Linked DNA regions of Homo sapiens: region 1 is linked to region 2. A link is an interaction called in ENCODE POLR2A ChIA-PET data of the cell type or tissue named here. Cell type or tissue: GM12878. All regions are shown on one strand. Region 1 overlaps APPBP2 (amyloid beta precursor protein binding protein 2). Region 2 overlaps MED13 (mediator complex subunit 13).

Region 1 (8,000 bases), 1.6 Mb after region 2:
AGAAAAGTGTGATAGAACTTCCAAACTAGGGTGGTGTGAATATGGGTGAGAATGATTTGAAACTTGACCAAGCTAGATATAAGCAAAGTGAATAGAGGAACAAACTGATTATGATAAGTGAAAAATAAGATGAAAAGGTTAGACCAAATATAATTATCATCACAATACATGTAAATGGGCTCAATTCTCCTACCTAAAGATGGCAGTTACCAAGAGGGTTAAAAAATTAAAACTAGTGCTATATCATAAAAAGGAAACACCCCAAAACAATAATACTAACAATAAGGAAGAATTCAGGATAAAAGTCATTAGTTAATACAAAAGGGATATTGATAATAGAATGTATAATTCACAAAAATGTCATAAACCTATGTGTAGCAAATAAGATAGGAGCCACCTACATAAGCAGTGTACCTTAAAAGTACAAAAACTTTGATAAAAAGATAATCAGTACAATGTTAAGGGCCTCCAGGGTAGGTTAATTCTGAATATATAGAGGTTATTAAGGAACTAGATTCTTTCAATCTGTCTGCTAATTCTTTGTGTACCAGTCATTTCTTTGGCTAGCTCTCCAGTGCTTGTAAGATTGCTGCCATGGTTTGAGGTGTCAGGTGCAGATTCCACGTTCTCTAGCAGAAGAAACACTCTCACACTGATGTCCTCCCTGACTTGAAATTAAAACCATACCAGACTAACAAAGAAAAAGACAGAAGACTCAAATAACTAAAACCAGAAATGGGACTTGGAACATTACTACCAACCTTCCACAAATGAAAAGGATTTAAGGTGAATCCTATGAACAGTTGAACACCAGTGAATTAGATAACATAAATAAAATGGACAAATTTTTTAGAAATGGACAATTTACCTAAATGCCCCAAGAAGAAATAGAAAATCTTACGAGACCTATAACAAGTAAATAAATTAAATCCATAATCAAAAACCTTCCAACAAAGTCCAGGACTGAAGACTTCACTAGTGAATTCTATCAAACATTTAAAGAATTAGCACTAGTTCTTCTCAAACTCCTCCAGGAAATTGCAGAGGAAGGAACACTTCCTAACTTGTTTTGTTTTGTTTTTGTTTTTGTTTTTGTTTCCATTTTCATTTTATTTGCTTTATTTTATGAGACAGAGTCTTACTCTTTTGCCCAGGCTGGAGTGCAGTGGCACCATCTTGGCTCACTGCAACTTCCGCCTCCCAGGTTCAAGCGATTCTCCTGCCTCAGCCACCCAAGTAGCTGGGATTACAGGCTCCCACCACCACACCTGGCTAATTTTTGTATTTTTAGTAGAGACGAGGTTTTGCCATGTTGGCCAGGCTGGTCTCGAACTCCTGACCTCAGGTGACCTGCCCACCTTGGCCTCCCAAAGTTCTAGGATTACAGGCATGAGCCACTGCGCCCAGCCCCTAACTCGTTTTAAAAGGTTAACGTTACCCTGATACCAAAGACCAAAAATGACATCACAAAAAAGGCAATTTCAGACGAGTATCTCTTATGAATATGGATGAAAAAATCCTCAACAAAATACTAGCAAATCAAATCTAATAGAATATTAAAAGGATTTTACACTATGACAAAGTGAGATTTATCCCAGGAATGCAAGGGTGGTTCAACGTAAGAACATCAGTGTGATACACCATGTTAATAGGATGAAGGGAAAAAAAAAAAACCCAGTTATCTCAGTTGACACAGAAAAGACATTTAGCAAAATCTAACACCTTTTCATGATTAAAAAAAAAAATTCACAAAGCTAGGAATAGAAAGGAACTTCTTCAATATGATAAAGAGTATTTATGAAAAACTCACAATAACATCATACTCTATAGTGAAAGACTAGAAGCTTCCCCCATAGGATCAGGAACAAGACATAGTTGCCTGCTTTCACTAGTGGTATTCAACATTGTACTGGAAGCTTTAGCAGAAGAAATTCGACAAGAAAAATAAAAATCATCAGTATTGGAAAGGAAGAAGTAAAACTATAGATTTGTTGGACTTAATCAAAATAAAAACTTTTGTAAATCAAAAACATCAAGAAAATAAAAAGACAACCTATGGAATGGGAGAAAATATTTGCAAATCACATGTCAATTAAGTTTCTAGTATCCAGAATATATCAAGAACTACAACTACAAACAACAGAATTTAAAAATGAGGCCGGGCCCTGTGGCTCACACCTGTAATCCAAGCAGTTTGGGAGTTTGAGGCAGAGAGATCATCTGAGGTCAGGAGTTTGAGACCAGTCTGGCCAACATGATAAAACTCTGTCTCTACTGAAAAAAAAAATACAAAAATTAGCCAGGCGTGGTGGTGCACACCTGTAATCCCAGCTACTCAGGAGGCTGAGGCAGGAGAATCGCTTGAACCCAGGAGGCAGAGGTTGCAGTGAGCTGAGATCGTGCCACTGCACTCCAGCCTGGGCAACAGAGCAAGACCCCATCTCAAAAAAAAAAAAAAATCCAGTCTGGCCAACATGGTGAAACCCATCTCTACTAAAAATAGGAAAATTAGCTGGGTATGGTGGCAGGCGCCTGTAATCCAAGCTACTCTGGAGGCTGAGGCAGGAGAATCACTTGAACCCAGGAGGCAGAGGTTGCAGTGAGCCAAGATTGTGCCACTGCACTCCAGCCTGGGCAACAAGAGCGAAACTCTGTTAAAAATTTAATTAATTAATTAATAAAGAGCAGGCTGGGCATGGTGGCTCACACCTGTAATCCCAGCACTTTGGGAGGCTGAGGCAGAAGGATTTCTTGAGCTCAAGAGTTTGAGACCAGCCTGAGCAAAATAGCAAGACCTTGTCTCTATTAAAATAATTTTTTTAAAAATCAGCCAGGTGTGGTGGCACTGGCCTGTCGTCTCAGCTACGTAGGAGGCTGAGGTGGGAGGATCACTTAAGCCCAGGAGATCATGGCTGTAGTGAGCTTGATCATGCAACTGCACTCCAGCCTGGGTGACAGAGTGAGACTCTGTCTCATAAAATTAAAAATAAAAAATGGACAAAGGACTTGAATAGACATTTTCCCAAGGAAGATACACAAAAGACCGGTAAGCACATGAAAAGATAAGCACATGAAAAGATAGTGTCATTCAGCATTAGGGAAATGGAAATCAAACATAATGAGCTACCACTTTATTCCTACCAAGATGGGTACAGTTTAAAAAAAAGAAAATAACTGTTGGCAAGGATGAGAAGAAATCAAGTGATTCTGCTGAGAGAGCATTTGAAAAAAAAAAAGAAATTGGAAACTTTGTGCACTGTTGCTGGGAATGTAAAATGGTGCAGCTGCTGTGGAGTACAGTTTGGCAGTTTGTCAAAAAGCTAAACATAGAATTACTGTATGACTCAGCAATTTCACTCCAAGTATATGCCTAAAAGCATTGAAAGCAAGGAATCGAGAGATATTTGTGTGCTAGTGTTTATAGCAGAATTTTTCACAAGTCAAAAGATAAAAACAATCCAAGTATCCATCAGCAGATAAATAGATACACAAAATTTGGCATTTACATATATACACATACAATGATTCAGCCAGTTTTGGTACATGCTACAACATGGATGAACCTTGAAAATTTTATCCTAAGTGAAATAAGTTAGACACAAAAGGACAAATATTGTATGGTTCCACTTACATGAAATATGTAGAATAGGCAAATTCATAGAGACAGAAAGTAGATTAAAGGTTACTAGGGACTGTTTGGGGTGATGAAAAAGTTTTGGAAGTGGATAGTATTGATGGTTGCATGACATAGTTAATATAATTAATGCCACTGAATTGTATACTTAAAAATAGCTCATATGGCAAAGTTTTATATATATTTCACCATAGTAAAAAAAAATTATTAAACCCATACCGGTCTTTATTTTCATTATGCAGCTCTCCCCTTTCAAGCTATCATTTATTTCCAATTTTTTTTTTTTTTTTTTTTGAGATGGAGTCTTGCTCTGTCGCCAGTCTGGAGTGCAGTGGTGTGATCTCGACTCACTGCAATCTCTGCCTCCTGGGTTCAAGCGATTCTTCTGCCTCAGCCTCCCAAGTAGCTGGAACTACAGGCACGCACCACCATGCCAAGCTAATTTTTTTTTGTATTTTTAGTAGAGACGGGGATCGTGTTGGCCAGGATGGTCTCGATCTCCTGACATCGTGATCCGCCTACCTCGGCCTCCCAAAGTGCTGGGATAAACTAGTTCTAAGAAAAAGACACTTACAAGAAGGAGAGAAATTCTTTTCCTTTAGGTTCACTTTCAGTGTATTTTACTTTCGTCATGTCTGGCTGATGAGGCTCTAACTAGTCATGTTCAGTCTTATGGTAAATATATTAGTAAACTAATGACTTACACATTTGTATATTTTTCATTTTAAACAATGAATAGTTCAATCAAATAGTAATTGTTCTTGACAGTAGGTGTTGATCAGGTAGACATAATTTTATGTTATGAAAGTAAAATACTGTGTTTACATGGTAGTGCCACATTTTGAGAACCTCCTTTTTCCTTAGGCAGAAGGTTGGGATAAAATTAGACCATAATAAGTTGGACCACAAGTTCCTTGGATTCAATATACTGCTTAGTGTCAGCCCAGATGGACACACAGAACCTAAAGAGTCTCCATATGTTTAATTTGCCCTTTTGTTTAAATAGACATTCAGCAGGGACTGGAGAAAATACCAAGCTGTGCCTTTCTGGCATACAGTGTTTATTTTGCTACTTCATCATGTGCCAATTACTAAATAATTTCCACAGATTGTTATTTCAGGAGAATACTTACAGTGAAGGTCTTTGGAAAGGAAATTCTTAGCATTGTGGAAATGAGAAGTAAGCACTGTTCTTTTTATTCTCTAAATTTTCAACCTATGGGTTTCTCATTTTTTTCTCTTTCAACCATTTGGCTATCAAATCTGTGTTTCAAATACTAATCCTTTTTTTCTCAAGGACTTTTTTTTCTGGACTGTTACAGTATCTTCTGCCTTGGTTGCTTTGCTTCCCCTCTTGGCTTTGCTATAGCCAGAGTGTAGCCAGAGCATTCTTGATAGAGTTGCATTGTCCCATATGGTAGCCATTAACCATATGTGATTATTAAGTTTAAATTAATTAAAAGTAAAATGTGCCTCAGTCACACTAGGCACATTTCTAATACTCAGTAGCCACTGTGGCTAGTGGCTACCAAATTGAGCAACACAAGTATAGAACATTTCTAACATCTCAGGAAATTATATTAGATAGTGCATAAGTCAAATCACCTCCCTTACTGTTGCAAACAAAACTCCTTTCCACGGCCCGCAAGGTGCTATAAAATCTTGCTTATCTCTCCCTTCTCATTTCTCTTTACATAATCTTTTATTCACTGTAGTCTAGATGAATTGGCCTTCTTTCTGTTCCTTTGACTATGCCAGGATTTCCCCCCATCCCTTCTCAGGGGCTATTCCTTCTGTTTTGCTGTTCCTTCTGTTTTGGAACATGCTTCCCCACCAGATCTTCACTTGGCTGGCTACAGTGTCATCATTTAGATGTCAACTTAAATGTTACTACCTCAGGAGGATTCTTCCCTGTCTACCCTAAATACCTCCTTTCAGAATCTTTTGATCATATTACCCTACTTTTTTATCATCTTTATGGCATTTATCCTTAAATGAAAGTCTTACGTATTTTATCTTTGCCCACACTAATACCCTTCTCACCACTAGAACATAAGCTGCTTATGGTAATAGATTTTGCAGATAATTGTATGGTACGTGTTGGGAGGATACACATTGGCATTGTATAGTAGTCATCACTTTATTGATTAGTCCTGGTTCTTTGGAAGTTAATCTGTTTCTGTGACTATACAGAGGAATGATAGAGATTAAAAGATTGTCTGAATTTTTCTCATTATGAGTTACTAATCTGTTAATAATTGTGGTATAGATAGAAAAAATAAATTTTTTGTATCTGTTGATTTGATGCTCCTGAGGAATACTTCCTAACCTGTCCATCCTTGTTTTTCTTTTAAATAGCTTTTATACCTTTGTTCCTTCTCAGTCTGAGCATTTTCAGAAAGTTGTATTGGCTTGATACATGAACATAATGTTCTAGCTAGCATTTAATAAATAAATAAATAAATAAATATTTGTCCAGTCCTAACACTATTTGCCTATCTTGTACAGTCTATATAGATACACAGTCTGTTGCTATCTAGACCAGTCTGATCTAAAGCATTGTACTATTTTTGCATATCATTAAATAGTCAGCATAGTTGTACAGTTAATTTGTTTAAAGAACTCTGTATTTCTACTATAGAGGATAAAGATTTTAAAAGAAATAGTTGACACTACTGCTATTTTCGGTAAATTTATCTTATTGGAAAAAATGAACATTATGAAGCATCATGAAATAAGTGGTAACTGATCAAGTGTTAGACTATACCAAAAATAAGAAAAGAAGATATTTTATGTCAATTTTATTTTCTTCATTATTTTCCAAGTTTCTTATACTGAAGCTATATTACTTGTGGATTTGGAACAAAAAGATTAAATGTCATTTTTTTAGATGCAGTACATGCTGAGTACATAAAATATATAAAATATTTAGAGAAGGAATCAACAATTGATGAGATGAATTATGGGACGCTTTCAGGAAAGAGCATGTACTTCTTTATGGGCATGAGGTCAACTCCAATTTGGGCCACACACTTATTTTCAATGCTGCCTTGTAATTGTATTTAATTACCTTAAGTCATTCAGGTGATTGGTAAGAGGTCATCAGGTCTACCAAGCTGAAAATATCAAAAATAGAGCAATGTTATTGGTGTTTTATAGGTTGCTTCATGTGCGAAATGGAAACTGCAAATATCATTTGGGTGAAGAAACATTTAAATTAGCTCAGACATATATGGATAAACTATCAAAACATGGCCAGCAAGCAAATAAAGCTGCACTCTATGGAGAACTGTGTGCACTCCTATTTGCAAAAAGTCACTATGATGAGGTAAGTGTTTTAAGGTACATTTCACTGTGACCAATAAGTACCTATAAAAACAGAGGGTAAATCAAATAGTCTTCTCTTATTTTTCTTACAGATCTCTTTTACATATTAGGTTTATATAAGGCAGTACACATTTGTAATGGAAAATTTAAAATCAGACAAGCCGAGCACTGTGGCTCATGCCTGTAATCCCAGAACTTTAGGAGGCCAAGGTAGAGGATCACTTGAGCCCAGGAGTTTGGGGCCAGCATGGGCAACAAAGTGAGAGAGACCCTGCCTCTATAGAAAATTAGCCGCATGTGTAGCACACGCCTGTGGTGGTCACAACTACATGGGAGGCTGAGGCAGGAGGATCCCTTGAGCCCAGTAAGTTGAGGGTGTAGTGAGCCATATTTATACCACTGTACTCCAGCCTGAGTGACAGAGTGAGACCCTGTCTCAAAAAAATAAAAAATCAGGCAAAAGGAGTGTTTGTGAGGTGAATTTGAAATATATACATGTGTAATTTAGAGCCCTTTCTTTTGTTGTTTTTCTTTTAATTTAACCAAATATTTGCCTAAATTGTTTGGTTGGGCCTCGTGTTGTAGTTTTTGAGACAGGATCTTGCTTTGTCACCCACGCTGGACTCAAACTCCTGGGCTCAGGTGATCCTCTACCTTGGCCTCCTGAAGTGCTGGGATTACAGGCATGAGCCACCATGCCCAGCCTGACAGTTATTTTCCTTCTACATTTGGATTTAGGGGTTTATACTGTGCCTTATTCATGTCTTTGCAGCTCTCAGCACATTCGTGAGGAATGTTGAAGTCTTGGATAATTTTGACAGTTCAATCTTCTAGTGATAAATAAGCTTTTCACTGATATCTACAGAAAAGTACACAAATCTTACAGACATGGTTTGATGAATTAGCATCATGTTTTTGTGTTAGGATAGGCTAGGTTATGCAGAGGTAATATCAACCCCAGAATAGCTTGGAACAATAAAAGTTTCTTTCTGGCTCATAATATATCCCTGTCTTCAGATGGCTATGGCTGTTCTTAACA
Region 2 (8,000 bases):
TTTTGACTTTAATTATTAACTGGCTAGTTTTTTTGGCAGGTTGAATGACTAGGGGAATTAGGACAAAGTAACAAGTGAGCCAGCTTAGAAATTGGCATCATAGGTGTAGAGTGTGTTTAATATTTTCCAGGTTATACAAACAAGTGTCCTTTTCATTAATACAGGAACCAATTCAGTATGTTCATGATGTCATTGAATTTTATAAGGTGGAAAAATACTTTTCAGGTAATTTAATAGAATATGTGGCACTTAGACCTTTTATTCCTTGTGGAGTAACTTTGAAACCTGATAATGTCTAGAGATACATTGAAGTGATTGTAGCTTAATATTCTGGGGTAAGCTAGTGTTGATGAATATAGAGTTTAAACTGTAACCTTTTTTACTTGGCTCTGAATAGATTATAGTGTCACTATTTTATTATTTCCTTCATTTCTCTTTTAGAAGAAGAAGATGGAGTGTGGGAGAATGGACTTTCCTATGAATGCCGTACTCTGCTTTTCAAAGCAGTTCACAATCTATTGGAACGGTGTTTAATGAACAGGAATTTTGTACGTATTGGCAAGTGGTTTGTAAAGCCTTATGAAAAAGATGAAAAACCTATAAATAAAAGGTAAGCTATCTTAAATTCTGACGTGATATTTCTTTAGATTTGTTCCTTTTTGTGTCTTAACAGAGAATGTGGGATAAAACAAGCTAATATACAGACATATTCCAGAGGTTGTCAGTGACAGAGTACTAGATACAGTCAGGTTTTTTTTTTTTTTAAACCACTTTACAAACTTCCCTTTATACACTTTAAGCATTTTCTTACTGTAGGAATAGGCTGTATTTTAATACAGTGGCCTAAATTTTGATTTGTGATGATAGACTTAATGTGGGATGAAAGCAGAGACTTAGGCTTGGAAGTATCTTTTTTTTAGTATTTGTGGAAATATATGCACAGCACTCTGATATTAAAATTAAGTAACAACACCTGTTAAGGATAGTGATCTGTGAGTATGTTTTGGATCAAGTTAACCCTTCTTATTCCCAATCTCTCAATTCCCTTTAATTAAAGTAATTTAAATTTGTGTTTTCTATATAAGACCATTTACTCTTTGAGAGCTTATAATTTTCTTGAGCAATGAATTAAGCAAATTTATGACACTACTTATTAGACTAGTTGCAGATAGAGGCACAGAAGACTTATGATAGATACCTCCTTCTCCTATGCAATTAAAACCTTCAGGTTACTCGCTTCTCCGTGATTTAGATAATATAAGGCATAGTCTCTCAAAAGATTTAAGTTCCCAGCAGTCATTGAGTTAGTGAGACTTCAAGAGAGATGAACCAGTGGCAAGTAAGTTGGGATGTGGGGAAGAGAAAACTAAAGGGAACTTACTAATTTTTCCTGAAAGATGTGAGAGGATGTGAAGTGAACATTTGGTTGAGATTGTAATCATTTTGAGGTCTTTGATGTCATATATGCACATCTTTTTTCATGTGCACCTGGAGTTTTTGTTTGTTTGTTTTTTCAAACTTTTTAGTTTTAGTAAGACTGGATGAGTAGATAAGCCTGGATAAATAAAGGTGCTTTCATTTTTTTTCCTCTTTGAAAATTAACGTAAACCTTTATTGTTAACAAAATACTTGTGTAAGTTCAGAATGCATTCAGCTGGAAATGACAGAACAACATTAACTACTTGGCTTATGTAGGGATTGATTTTTCTCAGTAGCAAGCAGTATGGAGGTCGATAGTTTAGTACTGGTATAGCTGTTCAATAATGTCATCAAGGATTCAAAGTTCCCCAGAGTTTTCTCTGTGCCATTTTTACATCTTCATGGTCCTCCCGTGTGTTGCACCTCCAGACCTCACAGTGGATTCCAGGCAGGAAGAGAAAGGAAGGGAGGAAGTAAGGAAGGTGTGGCACCTGAGTCAGAAAGTAAATTATTTTCTGGAAACTTTAGTTGACATATCTTTGGCCATACTAAGAGAAACAAATATCTTTTATTTGGAAACAGCTGCTCTGAACAAATGAAGTTTTTGTTAGTAAGAAGAAAGGGCTGATAGATATTAGATAGATACCAAAGATCAAAGAAGTGGAAATGGATATTGGGTAGGCAGTTAACAATATCTGCCATATACATTTATTTATTTATTTTGAGACAAAGTCTCACTCTGTTGCCCAGGCTGGAGTGCAGTGGTGCAATCTCAGCTCACTGCAACCTCTGCTTCCCAGGTTCAAGTGATTCTCCTGCCTCAGTCTCCCAAGTAGCTGGGATTATAGGCGTGTGCCACCACACCTGGCTAATTTTGTGTATTTTTAGTAGAAACGGGGTTTTGCCATGTTGCCCAGGCTTGTCTTGAACTCCTGAGCTCAGGCAATCCACCCGCCTCGGCCTCCTAAAGTGCTGGGATTACAGGCGTGAGCCACTGCTCCCAGCCAGGCATATAGATTTATGTAGTTTTAAGAAGTCAAACAGATTACCAAGATTTAAAATGAAAGGCTGCAATCCTGAGCCCCAATGAATAGATTTGCTCCTCAGAAGCAGCCCTTTTTAATTCTTCTGTTTCTTTTAAGTTACCTGTTTAAAAATTTTGAAAGACATAACATGCTTATTCTTGAGTTATCATTTAGGATTAATCTAGTGGACTTTTTTTTTTTTTGGTCACAACAGCCTACCATTGAAATTCTATTGACTTTCTATTGAGAGGTTAGCTATCTTACTTCCCCCGACTCAACACTTGGATATTGGCACTTTTGCACACACTTCTTTTCCCTCTCCTTTTCCTTTTTTTTTTTTTTCTGATACGGAGTTTCACTCTTGTTGCCCAGGCTGGAGCGCAATGGTATGATCTCGGCTCACTGCAACCTCTGCCTCCCAGGTTCAAGTGATTCTCCTGCCTCAGCCTCCTGAGTAGCTGGGATTACAGGCGTCTGCCATCATACCCAGCTAATTTTTGTGTTTTTAGTAGAGACAGGTTTCGCCATGTTGGCTAGGCTGGTCTTGAACTCTTGACCTCAAGTGATCCACTCACCTTGACCTCCCAAAGTGCTGGGATTACAGGCATGAGCCGCTGCACCTGGCTTCCTCTCCCTTTCCTTATCTTGCCAATATAGTTATAAGTTTTGGTAAAAACAATATTTGTTTATACTCTTATAATTTTATAAATATTATTTGTAACTGAGCCATAGTATATTGAAACACATTTCATTTCATTCTTTTTTTTTTTTTGGAGACAGAGCCTCACTCTGTCACCCAGGCTGGAGTGCAGTGGCGCGATCTCAGCTCACTGCAAGCTCTGCCTCCCTGGTTCACGCCATTCTCCTGCCTCAGCCTCCCGAGTAGCTGGGACTACAGGTGCCCGCCACCACGCCCAGCTAATTTTTTGTATTTTTAGTAGAGATGGGGTTTCACCATGTAGCCAGGATGGTCTCGATCTCCTGACCTTGTGATCCGCCCACCTCGGCCTCCCCAAGTGCTGGGATTACAGGCGTGAGCCACGGCGCCCAGCCTTCACATTTCATTTCTTGTACATCGTTTTGTTTTCCCAGGTGTTAATGATTATCCCTTTTTTTCACTTAATTATTAATGTTATGAGTTAGTAAACACCTGCCTGTACTCTGCCACTTTTTTTGTAAATAAAGTTTTGTTGTAACACAGCCATGCTCATTCATTGATAGATTGTTTTATGCCTGCTTTCACACTAGAGCAGAGTTAAATAGTTATGATAGAGACAGATGGCTTGCAAAGCTGAAAATACTTAGCCTGAAATATTTTCTAGCTGACTTTTTGTAGTTTGCTGACTCCTGATCTGTGTACCTGTTGGTAGTTCATCAGTAGACTATCTATTAGAAGTATAAATCACTTCTCCCTACCTTCAAGGACTTTGTATAATCTTATGAGTTTCCCTTTTTTTCTCCTCTTGTTAATTAATATCCCTGTTGTTACCCTTCATTCTTCTTTTCCGATTTGGATTAGTAGTTCTGTAGTCCTGTTTCACAGTAGTCATCTTGGGGATTCTCTTTGCTTTTCCCTTCTTGTTGGATCCCTCATTTCTCATTTCTCCTTTTTTTTTTTTTTTTTGTCTTATTTACTGTTATGGTGGTGCCCAACCTGAGAGTAGTTTCCTGAGAGTGCAAGGATGGTGATACTTTTGAGATCCTCTGTGTTGGAATTCTGAGTCAAACCGCAGAATTGCAGGCTCTTAAGTTTCTTTCTTTTCTATCCTTATAATTGATAGTTTTGACTGGGTATAGAATCTTTGATTAGCAACCCTCTTAGACTTCTGGGTACTAAAATGCTAACTGGAGGTTCTGTGTATGTGAGTAGCTTATGACATTGCAGGCTTTACTAGAGTGAATGATCTGGGGACTTGACTCTTTTTATTGGGTGCCTGTCACCCACCTGCCAGTATTTGTACGCTCTGTCACCTGCTTAAGTAGTTTTCCCAGAGGAGACTTTCAGTACTCTGACTAGAGGGTATAAGCTGGGCTGCCAGTGTTTAGTGAACCTATTGGGGAAAGGAGGTTTGGAGGTGGGGCTCACTTACATAGTGGTTAAATTTTCACTTAATCTTTTAAATACATCATCTCAGCTGTATCTGAATATCTCTAATTCTGAGTCCCTCTGTTTCAACCATTTCAAAGAGTGGACCTCTTAAGTTTTTCACTGATCTGGAAGAAAGTGGAGAGGCTCTAATATCTTTGAACTTTCATTCCTTCTGCTTTCTTTTTCTTTCCTTTTTTTTTTTTTTTTTTTTTTTTGAAACAGTCTCACTCTGTCAGGCTGGAGTACAGTGGTGCAATCTTGGCTCACTTCAACCTCCACCTCCCAGGTTCAAGCGGTTCTCATGCCTCAGCCTCCCAAGTAGCTGGGACCACAGACACTAGCCACCACGACTGGCTAATTTTTGTATTTTTAAGGAGACGGGGTTTCGCCATGTTGGCTAGGCTGGTCTTGATCTCCTGGCCTCAAGTGTTCTGCCCACCTCAGCCTCCCAAAGTGCTGGGATTACAGGTGTGAGCCACTGTGTCCAGCCCCTTCTCTTTTCAGTTACACCTATATATCCACCTTCAGGGATATATATATACATATATACATATATATATATATATATATGTATATGTATATGTATATGTATATATGTATATATACCAGTACCTTCAACTTCTGAGCCTTTCTGGGATTCTGTGGTTTGACTCAGTTTATAACTTTGTAAGTTTAACCACTGCACCCGGCTTTCTTTATGAAAAACTCTTAAAAGGCTATTGATAATTGAAAATATAGGCTCACACCTGTAATCCACCACTAAGGGGCCGAGGTGGGAGGATGGCTTGAGACCAGGAGTTTGAGAGCAGCCTGGGAAACATAGCTAGACCCCCGTCTCTCTCTCTCTCTCTCTTTTTTAATGATCTTATTTTATTTATTTATTTGTTTGTTTATTTTTACTTTAAGTTCTGCAATACATGTGCAGAACGTGCAGGTTTGTTAATAGATACATAAGTGCCGTGGTGGTTTGCTGCACCTATCAGCCCGTCATCTGGGTTTTAAGCCCCATATGCATTAGGTATTTGTCCTTATGCTCTCCCTCTCCATGCTCCCTATCCCCTAACAGGCCCCAGTCTGTGATGTTCCCCTCCCTGTGTCCATGTGTTCTCACTGTTCAACTCCCACTTTTGAGTGAGAACATACAGTGTTTGGTTTTCTGTTCTTGTGTTAGTTTGCTGAGGATGATGGTTTCCAGCTTCATCCATGTCCCTGCAAAGGACATAAACTCATTCTTTTTGTTTTTGAGATGAAGTCTTGCTCTATCGCCCAGGGTGGAGTACAGTGGCATGATTTCAGCTCACTGCAACCTCCACCTCCTGGATTCAAGCAATTCTCCTGCCTTAGCCTCCCGAGTAGCTGGGATTATAGGCACCCACCAGCACGCCCGGCTAATTTTTGTATTTTTAGTAGAGACGGGGTTTCACCATGTTAGCCAGACTGGTCTCGAACTCCTGACCTCAGGTAATCCGCCCATGTCGGCCTCCCAAAGGCCTGGGATTACAGGCGTGAGCCACCATGCCCAGCCGAACTCATTCTTTTTTTATGGCTGCAGACCCCCGTCTCTTTAAAAAAAAAAAAAAGCTGGGCACAGTGGCACACACTCTGAAGTGGGACTTCAGAGTCCCAGCTACTCTGAAGACTGAGGTGGGAGGATCACTTGAGCTCAGAAGATTGAGGCTGCATTGAGTTAGGATTGTGCTGTTGTACTCCAGCCTGGGCAACAGAGCAAGACCCTGTCTTAAAAAAAAAAAATTGAAATTATAACTTTTTTTTTTTGAGATAAGGTCTCTTATTTTGTCACCCAGGCTGGAGTGCAGTGGCACAATCATGGCTCATTGCAGCCCAAACTGCCAGGCTCAAGTAGTCCTCACACCTCAGCCTCCCATGTAGCTGGGACCACAGGTGCACGCTACCAAGGCTGGTTAATTTTTGTAGATTTTGTAGAGACAAGATATCACCATGTTGCCTAGGCTGGTCTTGAACTGAGCTCAAGCTACCCACCATCTTTGGCCTCGCAAAGTGCTAGGATTACAGGCATGAGCCAGTGTACCTGGCCAAAAATACAACTTTTAATTGGATATTTTCATGAATCCAACAGATGCTGCTTGTTATTTAACCATGTAATTGAGCACTAGTGTTTTTCCATGGGCTGACCCATTTAGGAGGGGAACTAAATTAAGATTGTATTTTATTAGTGAAGTGTTACCAGAAATAGTATATGCTCTTTCGAGTTACTCTTGAACCATAGTTGTGGTATAATAACTGACTTTATTCTGGAAAGATAAATGCTGCTCCTCAAATCTCTTTTTTACAGGAACTTTCTTACCCTTTTTCCTTCTTTGGAAAAGCAAGTAGGACAAAAATCAAGCAGCTAAGTCTATCTTTAAGTTATTACTTCGGACTTCTTTTCTGTTGAATTCAGTGGAATGATATAGGGAAGGTAGATAAAGATTGATTATAAATTAATGCATTTCTAGACCATTCTGAAACATAAGTATTATATAGACTGTTTTTGTTGACTAATCAATTCACTTTTGGTATAAGTATTCTGAAAAAAGAACAAGAGTTGTAAAGAAAGAAAATTTATGATGTGAAACTACTTTGACCTGAACAAAGGAGAAAATAATATTGCTTACCTTTTTATCTTCTTTTTCCTTTCTTTAAAATTTTTAAAGAAAAAAATCTCATTTTCTGATAATCTGGACCTACATGTAGTTGTGTGTTTAACAGTCTTTAGGGACTGAAAGAGAGGAAATAGAATCAAATTCTAGGGATACAGCTAGGTTACCTGTAAAGAATCCCGCAAGTGTAAGAGTAACCACAGGAACAAACCAGTCTTCAGATAATTGGTTTAAAGAATGATGACCAGTGTTTTCTTGAATAGTTTAGGTGTTTTCCTACATTGCTGGGGACTGGATCACATGACAGGCATTGAGTTTTCTAGTGAGCCCACAAGCAAATGGGTTGTAGTAAGTACCACTGACTTAATGTAGGTTTTAGTCTCTTCTATAAAAGATATTCTGAACTTGCCATGTTTGAGAGTGCATTTGAAAAAGATTATCTTGAATAAGAACTTTTTTTTTTTTTAAATAGAGACAGGGTCTTGCTCTGTGCCCAAGATGGATGGCAGTAGCGCAATCATAACTCATTGCAGCCACAAACTTCTGGGCCTAATTGGTTCTCCCACCTCAGCCTCCAGAGTAGCTGGGACTACAGGCACACACCAACCACGCCTGGCCAAGAACTTTCTTAAGATTGTGTTTGGTTAAGCTTTTTGTCATGTTGAATCTGTTGTAGCCATTTAGCTGAGTGTGCGGTAAAGTTTGTGTATTTAGCAAAAGTTTTAAATGCTTCTAGGAGGGTATACAGAATAGAAACATACTAGTAAAGAATTCTTTTTTTAGACAGCTAGTTCAGTATCTTACGTATATAGTGACATAGGAGGTTTTGTTAAGTGGCAGATGAGA

The links. Peaks named below come from ENCODE experiments on the same cell type or tissue, not always from the same donor. Only the 100,000 strongest peaks of a DNase experiment are listed, where the experiment ranks them.
Region 1: POLR2A ChIA-PET joins it to region 2 with 15 read pairs; 2 of 35 experiments call an interaction of 5 or more read pairs at or near these places.

Annotation. Positions count from the first base shown.
Region 1 is chr17:60,465,253-60,473,252 of GRCh38, reverse strand. It overlaps APPBP2 (amyloid beta precursor protein binding protein 2), which reads left to right. Exons shown (of 13, transcript NM_006380.5): 5 at 6,794-6,962. Among named protein-coding and RNA genes, the nearest start is that of CHCT1, 47 kb to the right of the region's middle. In GM12878, no CTCF peak of the experiment used is centred here; a DNase peak (open chromatin) is centred at 3,272; H3K4me3 peaks cover 530 bases; H3K27ac peaks cover 641 bases.
Region 2 is chr17:62,045,147-62,053,146 of GRCh38, reverse strand. MED13 (mediator complex subunit 13) reads left to right here. Exons shown (of 30, transcript NM_005121.3): 3 at 442-610. Among named protein-coding and RNA genes, the nearest start is that of MED13, 16 kb to the left of the region's middle. In GM12878, no CTCF peak of the experiment used is centred here; no DNase peak of the experiment used is centred here.